2 separate regions of the Homo sapiens genome follow, and region 2 is linked to region 1. A link is an interaction called in ENCODE POLR2A ChIA-PET data of the cell type or tissue named here. Cell type or tissue: PC-3. All regions are shown on one strand. Each heading gives the region's core, and the rest is flanking DNA. Links, peaks and the distances in the headings are about the cores only.

What was found. ChIA-PET counts read pairs that join two places held together with the same protein. Peaks named below come from ENCODE experiments on the same cell type or tissue, not always from the same donor. Only the 100,000 strongest peaks of a DNase experiment are listed, where the experiment ranks them.
Region 2: POLR2A ChIA-PET joins it to region 1 with 5 read pairs; 2 of 35 experiments call an interaction of 5 or more read pairs at or near these places.

The regions. Positions count from the first base shown.
Region 1 is chr9:7,763,400-7,771,528 of GRCh38, reverse strand. No RefSeq gene overlaps it. Among named protein-coding and RNA genes, the nearest start is that of DMAC1, 32 kb to the left of the region's middle. In PC-3, for the core only: no CTCF peak of the experiment used is centred there; no DNase peak of the experiment used is centred there.
Region 2 is chr9:6,936,204-6,943,189 of GRCh38, reverse strand. All of the region lies in intron 8 of KDM4C (lysine demethylase 4C), which reads right to left. Among named protein-coding and RNA genes, the nearest start is that of KDM4C, 180 kb to the right of the region's middle. RefSeq lists an enhancer at 2,625-3,125. In PC-3, for the core only: no CTCF peak of the experiment used is centred there; a DNase peak (open chromatin) is centred at 4,539; H3K27ac peaks cover 514 bases.

The DNA of each region.
Region 1 (8,129 bases), core at 1,765-6,764:
AATAAAGCAAAGTGTAGTGTGTTTCATTCTATAAAGATAAGTAAAGTTTCTCAAGGACCCCAGAGAAAGTTTGAATTGTCCTCTGCTTCTCCCCCAGTATTTCCCATCCCAGTAAGTGGCATCCCATACATCCAGTCCATTTAAACTCTCTTAGTCACCCTCACACCCCCCAAGTCAATTCCAGCTCCACTGGGTATCCCTCACTCTTCTTTTCACCAGTAATGTCACTGCTGGCATCATGTTCCTACCTCCCTCCCACCCTTGCCAACCCCCACCGTCATTCTATGCCTGGAATATTAAAATGTCTACTAATTAGCTGCGGATCTTCTTTTGCCCTCCCTACACAGGTCTTTCTCCATCAGGCAACTAGAGTGATCATTCTAAGTTGTAAATCTGATTATGCCTTTCCCCTGAGTCAAACCTCTAGGTGGTTTCATTTGGACTTTAGAATAAAAGCTACGTTCTGTACATCCCTACCCACCCCCCAATTTTCTCCCCCAACTTCCCTTTTATGCAACTTTCCCTTGTTTGCTTTGCTTTAGTCTCATTGGCTTCCTTTTAGTTTCCAGAGCAAGCCAAGCTTTTTACCTTCCAGAGACTGTGCACATGCTTTTGACAGGGTGTCCTTGTCTTAGCTTTTTTATAAAGCTGACTCCTCATCTTGTAGGCTCAGCTCAAATGTGAACTCTACAGGCAGAACTTTGCTTGCACCTCTAAGTACATTCTCACTGTTTTCTATCCTCACAGCATTTTTGTTAAATTGAAAATACATATTCATTTATTTAGTGATGTGTTTATTAGATTCATTAGGCTGCAAGCTCTGTGAGAGTAGGAATCATGGGACTCTAGCTGCCCTCTGAATACCCAGTACTTAGCCTTGTGCCTGACACATAGAAGTTCAGCCAATGTTTGCAGACTAAATGAATAACTAATTCTTATTGGAAGGATGGTGAAGATGTCCCTAAAACGCACATCAGTCATCCCCACTTTTCCATGTTTGTTTGAATAGCTACAATTCTCTTGCTTTCATGCTCCTGCTAGAAAAATTATAGGTAGCTCCTCATGCAGTTTCCCAGAATTGGAAAAGGAAATGTGCAATGCTTGTAATGCTCACCGTTTGGGTGATTTGCCTTCTATATAGTCCTGCAGCCATGCATTATGGATGGTTCTGTTAAGTAAAAACTGCCAGAGAAATGAATCAGCAAGAGCTGGAAGCGTGCTGCCACCAACCAGACACAGCTGTTTTCCTGGATCTATTCAGTTCTTACTCCCTGGCCACCTAATTCAACCAATCATTTTCTGGAGAGAATAGCACAGTAGTTGGTATAAAATAAGACACAATTTTCTCCCAGAAACAAACAGGATCTGAGTGTTTGAGTTGGATTTTTACTTCACTATAGTTGTTTATTCCAAATCTAGGAGTTACATGCTAACTCTTTTGCCAAAACTCTAGCACAGTAAAGATCTAGAGCTGTTGATTGTTACTGTTTAACAACATGTAATTTTTATAGTCTGCTATCTACTTTCTAGATTCTCTACCAGGATAAGTGAGCTGAGATTGGAGAAAATAGAATGAAAGCCAATATTTGAGTACCTGTTGGTGATAAAGAAATTTGCTAAAAATAGTTACACATTGCTTATTTCACCTTCAGAAGAATATACTGTTGTGCAAATATGATCATTACCATTTTATCCCCATCTTGCTTTGACAAAGCAGAGAATTTAATTAACTCACCCAAAGTCACACAACTAGTCAAAAGCATACCTGGAATTTGAAATCATATCTCTCTTTCTCTGAAACCCAGTTTCTCTGAGAAAAAAGTAAACCACAAATTTATTTGGGATTTTTGATCAACCAACTTGTTCAAATTTTGATCAGGGAGATGCTGGAATTCTGGCCCTGAGTGGTATTTCTGGAACATTTGGGTAGCAGCTGTGAAACATTCATGCCTCTCTTCATCCAGGAATGAAAATAAATCAGGTAAATTTTAATATGGAAGCTAGTTTGAAAAATTATGACATATTTTACCCTTATTTATTCAAGACTTTCTTTCTTTCTGGGTTTTGGAAAAGTGCTGATTTCTCAGGGAGCAGTATTTAACAAATGATTGGCCTAGGAAGAAGAGATTCACAGATGGGGCATCCAGCACAGAGCCATAATGGCAGTGGATCAGTGCACACCGTCCAGACTTAGAAAAAGCTCCACAAACTATTTAAAAAGCTTTCCCATGGATTCACTGTCTGCTACAAATACTTCTTAGCTCCAGTGATCCCCAAACAGCTGCCCAACAGGCCAAACTTTCAACAAATTTCATGGTTCTTATGTCTGATCAGACACCATGTGTCTGATAACATGAAGGAGAGGTGGAAGTGACCTTTCCCCAAGAGAAAATGATGCCAGGCATTAACTCCTATAGACAATGGGTATCCAAAACAGAGGACAGGTGCTTAATTCGGATAGCATTAGGTTCCAGTACCTAGCCAGGTGCTGTGTGTGGTATCCTACCATGGTTACTTAGTTTCTCAGGACTCAGATCTCCCCAACTATGAAATGGGAGTGATGATCATTTCCTACCATTGTGATGAAGAACAGATGGGATGGTGAAGGGAAAGTACCTGGTACAAAAGATACAACACATCTCTGTCCATTCCCTTCCTCCTTCCTACATGGGCAACACTCAGTGCCTTGTACCTTTCATAGTTCCTGCCTGCTCAAGCTCCTTGTTGAGCTTCATGTCCAGTGCTCTGATTATACCATCCCTTTTCATTATCTATTTGAAGAATCTGGCATTGCAAGGGATCCAAAGGTATTTTTAAAACTCAAGTACCACACCCAGACTCCAATTAATATTAGAAGCAGAGAGTGCAGTCTGTGAATTTTGGCAGCTCATCACCTGCATTCTTTGTGTCTCTTCTATATATATATTAAAAAAAAGCTGGAGGCATCATGCTACCTGATTTCAAACTATACTACAAGCCTACCATAACCAAAACAGCATGGTACTGGTACCAAAACAGAGATATAGACCAATGAAACAGAACAGAGCCCTCGGAAATAATACCACACTTCTACAACCATCTGATCTTTGACAAACCTGACAAAAACAAGAAAGGGGAAAGGATTCCCTATCTAATAAATGGTGCTGGGAAACCTGGCTAGCTATATGTAGAAATCAGAAACTGGATCCCTTCCTTACACCTCATACAAAAATTAATTCAAGACGGATTAAATACTTAAATCTTAGACCTAAAACCATAAAAACCCTAGAAGAAAATCTAGGCAATATCATTCAGGACACAGGCATGGGCAAGGACTTCATGTCTAAAACACCAAAAGCAATGGCAACAAAAGCCAAAATTGACAAATGGGATCTAATTAAACTAAAGAGCTTCTGCACAGCAAAAGAAACTACCATCAGAGTGAACAGGCAACCTACAGAATGGGAGAAAAATTTTGCGAACTACTCATCTGACAAAGGGTTAATATCCAGAATCTACAAAGAACTTCAACAAATTTACAAGAAAAAATCAAACAACCCCATCAAAAAGTGGGCAAAGGATATGAACAAACACTTCTCAAAAGAAGACATTTATGCAGCCAACAGAAACATGAAAAAATGCTCAGCATCAATGGCCATCAGATAAATGCAAATCAAAACCACAATGAGATACCATTTCACACCAGTTAGAATGAAAATCATTAAAAAGTCAGGAAACAACAGGTGCTGGAGAGGATGTGGAGAAATAGGAACACTTTTACACTGTTGGTGGGACTGTAAACTACTTCAACCACTGTGGAAAACAGTGTGGCCATTCCTCAAGGATCTAGAACTAGACATACCATTTGACCCAGCCATCCCATTACTGGGTATATACCCAAAGGATTAAAAATCATGCTGCTATAAAGGCACATGCACACGTATGTTTATTGTGGCACTATTCACAATAGCAAAGACTTGGAACCAACCCAAATGTCCATCAATGATAGACTGGATTAAGAAAATATGGCACATATACACCATGGAATACTATGCAGCCATAAAAAGGGATGAGTTCATGTCCTTTTTAGGGACATGGATGAAGCTGGAAACCATCATTCTTAGCAAACTATCGCAAGGACAAAAAAACAAACAGCATGTTCTCACTCATAGGTGGGAATTGAACAATGAGAACACTTGGACACAGGGTGGGAAACATCACACACAGGGGCCTGTTGTGGGGTGGGAGGAAGGGGGGAGGGATAGCATTAGGAGAAATACCTAATGTAAATGACAAGTTAATGGGTGCAGCATACCAACATGGCACATGTTTAACAAACCTGCACTTTGTGCACATGCACCCTAGAACTTAAAGTATATTAAAAAAAAAAAAAGTTTTCAGAAACAAAAAAAAAAGAGAGACTTTTCAAGGCTGAGGATTTGAGCTCCCTCCAGCCCCTAGTTCTCAGAGTTATTAGATCACTGTGGGTCTCATCTCCCTCCTTTCTAATTCTCCTCCAGTCCTGGAGTTCTGAGCTCCCTGCCACCCTCCCAGGAATACACCACCAGGCTGAAGCTATGTCTGTGTGATATGGGAGACCTTTCCAGTTAAGACCAGCAAGGAGCTTCCCCAGACAGAAGGAGGGACAATTGGCTCAATCCAGGATCCTCTCCTGGGTTCTCTGGGCACAGAGATGGGAAGCAACTTGCCTCAGTAATCCATTGCTGGATCATCCATTCTGTGCCTGGTACAATGTAGGCCCTGGGGATTTAACAGTGAACCAGGCAGGGCCCTTATGGAGGGAAACCCTCCAGCACAAGCCACCCACCCTACTTCCCTGCTCTGTCCCGTCACGCACCAGATCTTCACTGCAGCATTGATTTGAGGGCTATCAGCTTAGTTCTTCCCATCTAATCATGGTAAACTATCCTTTGACCCATCCTATTGGCTCCTAACTGGTGGAGTAATTCTTGTTCTCTCAGTGGTGGTTAGTAATAGCTTCCTGACGTGTTTTCCAAGCTGGTTTCCTAAGAGATATACTAGCCTGTTTGTCTAAATAAAACTTAAACAGTGGTTTGAAAACAGCTAAACGTACTTCTATAGAAACGTTTAGGACCTCTGAGAGTAGCATATACTTTTAATCTCTATTATTTTACTTGTAGTGTTTCCCAAACATATTTGATTTGGCCACTTTTTCTGTTATACAGGCATACCTTGGAGGTACTGCAAGTTCAGTTCCAGACCATGGTAATAAAGCAAATAGCCCAATAAAGTGAGACATACGATTTTTTTGGTCTCCTTGTGTGTACTAAAGTTATTTTTACATAATACTGTAGTCTATTAAGTGTGCGTTATCCTAAAATGTGTATATATTAATTTAAAAAACTCTTATTGCTAGAAAATGTTAATGATCATCTGAACCTTCAGTGAGTGGTAATCTCTTTGTTGGTGAAGGATCGTGCTTCCATGCTGACAGCTGCTGGCTGATCAGGGTGGTAGTTGCTAAAGGCTGAGGTGGCTGTGGCAATTTCTTAATATAAGAAAATAACAAAGTTTGCAACATTGATTGACTCCTCCTTTCATGAAAGATTTTTCTGTAGCATGTGATACTGTTTGATAGCATTTTACCTGCAGAACTTCTTTCAAAATTGGACTCAATCCTTTCAAATCCTGTCACTGCTTTATCAACTAAGTTTTTGTAATAATCTAGATCCTTTGTGATAATTTCAAAAATATTCACAGCATCTTCATCACAAGTAAATTTCACCTTGAGAACCCACTTTCTTTCCTCATCCATTCCATCCACAATTCCTTCTCTGTTCAAGTTTTTTTGTTTGTTTGTTTATTTTTGAGATAGAGTCTTGCTCTGTCACCCAGGCTGGAGTGCAGTGGCATGATCTCAGCTCACTGCAACCTCAGCCTTCTGGGTTCAAGCAATTCTCCTGCTTCAGCCTCCTCAGTAGCTGGGATTACAGGCGCATACCACTACACCTGGCTAAGTCTTGCATTTTTAGTAGAGATGGGGTTCCGCCATATTGGCCAGGCTGGTCTCAAACTCCTGACCTTGTTATCCACCCGCCTTGGCCTCCCAAAGTGCTGGGATTACAGGCATAAGCCACCATGCCTGGCCCTCTGTTCAAGTTTTATCATGAGATTGCAGCAATTCAGTCCAATCTTTAGGCTCAACTTCTAATTCTAGTTCTCTTGCTATTTCCACCACATCTGCAGTGTCTTCCTCCACTAAAGCCTTGTACCCCTCAAGTCATTCATGAGGGTCAGAATCAACTTCTTTCAAACTTCTGTTAATGTTGATATTTTGACCTCCTCCTCCCATGAATCAAAAATGTTCTCTCTGGCATCTAGAATGGTGAATCCTTTCCAGAAGGTTTTCAATTTACTTTGCCCAGGTCCACCAGAGGGGTCACTGTCTATGACAGCTATAGCCTTATGCAATGCATTTTTATAATTATAAAACTTGAGAGTTGAAATTACTCTTTGATCTGTGGGCTACAGAATGGATGTTGTGTTAGCAGACATTAAAAAATAAGCCACGTAAATTTCCTTGTCCATCTTCATCAGAGTTCCTGGGTGACCAGGTATACTGTCTATGAGAAAGAATATTTTGAGAGGAATCCTTCTTCCTGAGCAGTAGGTCTCAACAGTAGGCTAAAAATATTTAGTAAACCATGCTGTAAACAGATGTGCTGTCATCCAGGCATTGTTATTCCATTTAAAAAGCACATGCAGCGACTGGATCAGAGTTAGAAAAGAGGGAGATGAGACCCACAGTGATCTAAGAACTCTGAGAACTAGGGGCTGGTAGGAGCTCAGATCCTCAGCCTGGAAAAGTTTCTTACCTTATAGAAGAGGCACAAATGATGCAGGAAGGTGATGAGCTGCCCAAATTCAGACTCAACTTTAGCATAATTCTTAAGGGTCCCAGAATTTTCAGAATTGTAAATGAACATTAGCTTCAACATGTAAACTGAAAAGTATCTGAGACAGGTCTCGATCAATTTAGAAGTTTATTTTTCCATGGATAAGGACATGCCCAGGAAAAAAGAACACAGAACCACAGGAACAATCTATGGTCCATGCCTTTTCCAAAGATGATTTTGAGGGCTTCAATATTTAAAGGGGGAAAGCAGGCTGGAAGGGAAAGAGGTACAGTACAGTTGCATTACTGAATCCATATCTTGTAAGGATTCAGGTAGGCAGAATAGTAAATTATGTAAGTGAACACAGAGTAGCTACCTGTGGCAATATCTGGCCTTTTACCTTTGCCTACCTGCTTAGGAACAAAAGGAAAGGCAGTTACTTGCACGGCTCAGCTTTCAGCTTAATTTTTCCTTTTGGCATAATGAATTGGGGTCTCAAGATTTTATTTTCCTTTCACAATTAAAAAAGTCACCAGCTACATTAGCCCTTAACAAGAGTCAGCCTGTCCCTTGACATCTTAAAGCCGGGTATCAACTTCTCTTTTCTAGCTATGAAAGTCCTAGATGGCATCTTCTTCCAGAAGGCTGTTTTGTTTGTAATGAAAATGTGTTGTTTAGTGTAGCCACCATCATTAATGATCTTGGCTAGATCTTCTGGAAAACTTACAGCTTCTACATCAGTACTTGCTGCTTCACCTTGCATTTTACATTATGGAGATGGTTTCATTCTTTAAATCTTATGAACCCACCTTTGCTGGCTTCAAACTTCATTCTGTAGCTGACTTCTCTTAGCCTTCATAGAGTTGATGAGACTTAGGGCCTTGCTCTGGATTAGGTTTTGTTGTGGCTGGTTTAATCATCTGTCCAGACCACTTAGATTTTCTCCACATCAGCAGTAAGGCTGTTTTGCTTTCTTATTGTACATGTGTTTACTGGAGTTGCACTTTTAATTTCCTTAAATAACTTTTCCTTTTTATTCAAAATTTGGCTAACTCTGGCATAAAAGCCTAACTCAGCTTTTAACGTGCCTTCCTTATTAGTCATTTCTAGCTCTTGATTTAAAGTGAGAGAATGTAAGACTCTTACTTTTTCACTTGAACACTTAGAGGCCATTGTAGCTTATTGTTGTTGTTGTTGTTGTTGTTGAGACAGTCTCATTCTGTCGCCCAGGCTGGAGTGCAGTGGCGCAATCTCAGCTCACTGCAACCTCCA
Region 2 (6,986 bases), core at 1,888-6,887, 830 kb after region 1:
GTTAAAATTCAATCAGAGGCCAGGCTCAGTACCTCACAAATCCTTTACAATCCCAAAACTTTGGGAGGCTGAGGCAGGAGGATTGCTTGACTCCAGGAGTTCCAGACAGCCAGGGAACCATGGCAAGACCTCGTCTCTACAAAAAACTTAAAAAAAATTATGCGGGCAAGGTGGCACATGGCTGTAGTCGTAGCTACTCAGGAGGCTAAGGTGGGAGGGTCATTTGAAACCAGGAGGTTGGGGCTACAAGGGGCCGTGATCATGCCACTGCACTCAGCCGAGGTGACAGAGTAAAGCCGTCTCAAAAAATAATAATAATAAATTTGATCACAGAGGTAACCACTGCTCAGCATTTAAGACTATCCTTTACTCCCCCTATGCTTCCTTCTATATTCCTTGAGTTTTGCTTCATTATATAAAACATCAAGGTAAAACTGTCAAAGGAAAGGCAGATCACTACTACGTGAAAGCCTTAATTTAAGGAAGTACACAATTGTAATAATTACAGAATCCACAGCCCTAAAACAAAGAAAGACTTGCAGTTAGCTCACAAACCCCACAGGAAGAAGTTTCATAACGGAGGGAAAGCACACATGGAACAGCCTATATTGCATTCAAGCCATCCTGGTAGCAGAAGAGCAGTGGCAGCAGTGACATGCCACTACACGTAACATGCAGATGAGCCCTATCTCATATCAAAGAGGCTGCCATCTTCCTCGTCAACACAGTACTGGAAAGAAACAAAACACAAAATTAAAAAAAAAAAAATAGAAAAAATAGAAAAAAGACAAAGAGGCAGCCATTGGCCTCAGTACCTTACAACCTAGATTCCAGGAAGCTTGAGTGACTTCTAGCTTGGAGGATTAAACACACACACACACACACACACACACACACACACACACACTTTGAGGGCTAGAACATGAGAAAGAAATAGATAAGGCTAAAACAGACATAATAAAATAAAAGGGAAAAGGGAGCCAAATACATGGGTAAGTTTAATAAATTACAAGAAACCAGTTTTATCTTAAAGTTATTGCTCTGCTACTTCACCCAAACACAATGCGGTCAAACCCATTATAACAAAGATGAAAGTATACGCTCTACCAATAACTGCTCTACCAATTTATATTGGAACCCTTTTTAAAAGAGCCCTTTTTAAAAGAGTTTCAAATCATCTGAAGTTTTCAAGACAACATGTAAATCCATATGGTTATGTGAAATCTTGTGATACTCAAACACTGGCAATTAATGTAATTCAAATATTTCTAAGACACTGTGAGGCACCACAGGATACAAACACAGACACATATACACACACACAAGAGAGAGAGAGACACAGACACAGAAACATACACACACACTTGCTCACATCTGCAGGCTGGTCATGCCCTACAGACTCCTAGGTACAGATTACTCCCAGGCTTCCGGGTGAATGTGATGTAGATTCAGCTGAGAATGACCGTGGTAAGGAGCGCATGGCCATCTCTGGCTTGGCTGCCACAACGTCAAGCATGAGGGCAGTGGCATAGATCTGACATTAAGCATCTCATCCATTTCCCTCTCACTCTCAGTTCACATGGCTGCATGCATGCCCTGCCCTCCTGGTAACAGTCAGAGGAAAAGCAAAATTAGATCATTGGCCCTGAAATGTAATATGGTTTTTTTTAGTTGTTATGCTTCATTATTCTATCATATGTTCTGATAATTTGTTTTCATTTAATTTAGGATAATGCACACTTGATTCTAAAATATATGCTCTCTGATAAAGTCTAATATACAGCATCTATAAGAAACAAATTTACAAGAAAAGAACAACCCCATTAAAAGTGGGCAAATGTAAACAGACATTTTCCAAAAGACATACATGCAGTGAATAAACATATGAAAAAAAGCCCAACACCCGTAATCCCAGAACTCTGGGAGGCTGAGGCCGGCAGATCACTTGAGGTCAGGAGTTTGAGACCAGCCCAGCCAATGTGGTGAAACCCTATCTCTGCCACAAATACAAAAATTAGCTGGGCATGGTGGCTTGGGAGGCTGAGGCACAAGAATCGCTTGAACCCAAGAGGCAGAGGTTGCAGTGAGCTGAGATTGTGCCACTGCACTCCAACCTGGATGACACGGCAAGACTTTCTCCAAAAAAAAAAAAAAGGAAGAGATGCCTTCCTCTCTCAAGCATGAGGGAATCAGTCTAAACAGGGTGAATATTTTGAGGTTGCATTATTAAGTAAAGAACAAATATTACACAAAGCTCACCCAATGTAGAGCAGCCAAAAAGAATGATACGTTTTTTTCTTGTAAATTTAAGTTTCTTATAGATGCTGTATATTAGACTTTATCAGAGAGCATATATTTTAGAATCAAGGGTACATTATCCTAAATTAAATGAAAATGATAATGAAATAAAGTTCTGGGAAAGGAATATGGTAGTTACATGTCTTATGATATATGGATACTTACGTGCTGTAAAAAATGAATATTCGGTTCAAATACAATGCTAGTGAAATGTAACAAAAATGACAACTTACATATTTAAATGGTGGCTACGTTTTTTTTCCCACTTTCAATAAAATTATGACATCTTAGAGCTGTAATGACTTTCAAGAATATCTCTGCCTTGTGGATGATTTTAAATTTTTAATATTCAAGTAGCAATTTGCACTGTTATTAATCCTTTAGCATATAGATCTTATTTTTATAGAGGTGGATTAAATGAAAGTTGACACAATTCCCGCAAAGATTTTAAAAGCTATACTCATCTTGTTCTCCAAGGTAGTGACAACAGCGGGCAATAATTGTTCACATTTTGAAGCTCTAATAACATGAAAGTCAGGAATGATTGTCTCAGCTAGGCACAGTGGCTCACACCTGTAATCAAGACCAGCCTGGGCAACATGGCAAAACTCCCTCTCTACAAAAAATACAAAAATTAGCTGGTCATGATGGCACATGCCTGTAGTCCCAGCCACCAGGGAGGCTGAGGCAGGAGGATCACTTGAGCCTGGGAAGTAGAGGTTGCAATAGCCAATACTGCACCACTGCACTCCAGCCTGGGTGACAGAGTGGGACCCTGTTGAAAGAAGAAAGAAAGAAAAGAAGGAAAGAAAGAGAGAGAGAGAAGGAGGGAAGGAGGGAAGGAGGGAAGGAAGGAAAGAAGGAAGGAAGGAAGGAAGGAAGGAAGGAAGGAAGGAAGGAAGGAAGGAAGGAAGGTAGGTAGGTAGGTAGGTTGGTTATTGGATTTAAAGCACATGGGGTAAAAGTAAAAATAAAAAGTGGTTTCTACCCACAGGATAAAGCCAACGTTTTTTACTTAGACTTTCAGTTATTTCCTCTGCCAAGAGTAATTCAATATAAATAACATATATAAATGCCAAGAGAGGGACGGAATCACTTGCTGACCACCCACGTGATAATCTTCAAATGTATCCTTACCAAAGTGTTTAACTTTTAAAACAAGGAACCCTATCATTAATTAGAAACAGACTGCTGCCTATTCTTCAATTTTAAAATATCCATTCTAAAGTAACTATGTGATAGCTCTAAGTAACCATAACCACTGTAACAAAGTATAAGTACCTTTAACATCAACACCCAACTCTACATCCAATCATAATCCCAGCATGCTTTAAGGCAGTGGTCCCCATTCTTTCTGGCACCAGGGACTGACAAATCTGGTGTGGGGTGGTTTGGGGATGATTTAAGCATGTTACATTTATTGTGGACTTTATTTCTATTATTATTACACTGTAATATATAATGAAATAATCACACAACTCACCATAATGTAGAATCAGTGGCGGCCCTGAGCTTGTTTTCCTGCAACTAGGCCATGCCCTCACGGGGGGATGGGAGACAGTGACAGATCATCAGGCATTAGATTCTCATGAGGAGCATGCAACCTAGATCCCTCCCATGTGCAGTTCACAACAGGGTTCACACTCTATGAGAATCTAATACCACCGCTGATCTGACAGGAGGTGGAGCTCAGGCAGTAATGCCAGCGATGGGGAGCAGCTGTACCTGCTGCCCTTGCTAGCTCACCTCCTATGGTGCAGCCCAGTTCCTAACAGGCCACTGGAACCTAACCACAAGCAGTCTGTGGCCTGTTAGGAACTGGGCCACACAGCAGGAGATCTGTGGCTCAGGGGTTGGGGACCCCTGCTTTAAGGAATGTTTACAATCTTTAACATCACTGAACTTTGTCTAATAATGTTAGAAACTACAGACAGAACAACAAATATAATACAATGTTGCTTTGAGTAACAGGTCTATGCATTCCTCATAAATGAAACATGAGTAAGTTAACCTCTATGAAAGAACAATAATATTTTATTATTAGTGTATCTGAAAAATAAATATTTATATAAGAAAAAAATTACCATCTTTCTACTCTCCTCAGACTCTTCTCTTTCCAAATATTCCTAAAACCATGATTTGCATAGCAGAAGTAAAAACCATTTGAAGTTACACAACAGAAGACTGACAAACCACTAAGCCACACACAACTCTTCAAAAGGCTCTGCATTGCTGGAGTGATTTGGAATCTTGTGGTTTCCCAAGGGAAGCTATAAAAATCAGGGAGAATGAAAAGAGTGCTGGCTGAAAAACCAAACAGATGGCTTCACCGACTAAAAAGCCAGCTGAGCTTAGAAGATTGTTCCCATTTAGAGTATCTTCCAAAAACAGCTTCATACGGTCGGTTTTCATTTTCCCATTCTTTGCCACTGTTATACTACTATTCCAGAGTTTGGACAGTAGGAGCAAAATATTAGCTTCCTGTAGAGGAGAACAAAAGACTATTTCTTTTCATCCTCCTAAAAAAGTTTAGAACTGAGCTGCACTCTCTGGGTCATCATGAGCCATCCCCTGGAAATGGGGCTTATACCATGGGAATAAGTGTACACAAATATATTTAACAAATACATATTGCACATAACATATAAATATGTTTTATGTTCATCCTATAATATATATCTATATATTAAATATTATATACACATTCATTCACACAAACATGCAAACATTGGCTGGAGGAGGGCAGTGCAGGTGATCTGGAGCATACCTTGCAAATCTAATTAGTACTAAATTATTCTGTCCCATTTATGTGATATATGTTAGCAATTTGTAAAATATTGAAAGTAACTGACAAAATGATTAATTTTAAACATTTATTCTGGCCGGCCACGGTGGCTCATGTCTGTAATCCCAGCACTTTGGGAGGCCAAGGAGGGCAGATCACCTGAGGTCAGGAGTTCGAGACCAGCCTGGCCAACATGGTGAATCCCCATCGCTACCAAAAATTCAAAAATTAGCTGGCCACAGTGGCGCACTCATGTAGTCCCAGCTACTCAGGAGGCTGGGGCAGGAAAATTGCTTGAACCCGGGAGGCAGAGGTTGCAATGAGCCAAGATCATGCCACTGCACTCCAGCCTCGGCGACAGAGCAAGACTCTGTCTGAAAAAATTAAATTAAATTAAATATAAAGCATTTATTCCACAGGAGAGAAGAAAAAAACAGTGTTCCCAGACCTCAGGAAGCAATGTTCTATTATGTAGCTAGTGTTGTGGTGAAGACTCCCAGCCTGCTAGAGCAGCATGTGCACAACAGGTAAGAATGGCTTGTTTGCTATCAAAGAGGTTAATATCCAATAAGATGTAAGATTACAATAAAAACTGTTGTTTAAACACAAAAATACCCTACTATATTACACATAGGAAGAATAAATACTTGGCATTATGCCCAAAACAAAACCTAACTGCAACAAGTAACTCTGCAAGAGAAACACCTTCCTTAGAAGTACCCTACTATATATAACAAGCAGAAGGCTCTGCCATGCACCAATGAACTATTTACCTTTCACCACTGGCTATTTTTAAATTTTAATTTGCTTTTTCTGTCTTCAGAATTTCAAACTTTAAATGTGAATGACAATTCTGCAAGAAAAACGAACAAGGAGAGTAAATTTTTAATTACTCGCTGGGTGAGGCGGCTCACACCTGTAATCCTAGCACTTCGGGAGGTTCTTATGTTAAAAATAAATATTAAAATTTTAATTATCATCTATAAATTGTTTTAGTCTTTCTGATTGACTACAATAACTTACTTGTTTCCTTTCTTGTCATTTCTCTGATAAAAGTGGCAAGAATGTACATAAAATCTACACAATAAAATGGCCAAAATATTATATGTAACTACAGGGATATGGGTCTAGAATCTGTAACTAAAACCAAGTCAATAAAAGAACACATTTAATGAATATTTTCTCAATGCTAAGTTCTAGGCACTGTGCTAAAATCTTTTCATTCCCCTTCCTCTAGCTCTGTAGGGGAGGTCTTATTACCTTAGCTAAGGAAACTAAAGCACAGAGGAGATAAGTTACTTAGCTAAGGGCACATAGTTATTAGGAAGCAAAAATGGGAGTTACCAACAGGTCCCTATTACTCAAAAGCCTGTGCTCTTAACCTACTACACTATGTACCTCCCAAAATATTGTTTTCACAGGAACCTTTCTACAAACTGGCTTCCAGAGAACAGAATAGCCATGGGAAGGCTCATTCTCATTCATCAGAATGATATGGCGTTCAACCTAAACCAGGAAAAGCAAAACTGAAAATGGGCTGAGTGATTTCTCATGGGAAATTTTCACTTTATCTTAAAATAGTATTACCTAATTTACTGGACCATCAAAAGTGACTAAGACTTCACTATATTAAAAAGTGAAAAAATGAAATATTCAATGGCAATAATGTTTTTGTTACCTATAAATGTATATATGCATTCTTTTTTTAGCAAATCAAATATATGTAAAGTAATACTGTTTGTATACATGTATACCCATGCCCACAAATCTCCATGATTTTAGCATATATAATTTTTAAAAATAGACATGCAGTTCTGCATGGGGTAGTATCTTTCTAACATATGTAAAATCACTCATTTAGTAAGCAGTGAAGTTTAAAAACGAAACATACAAACAGCTGGAT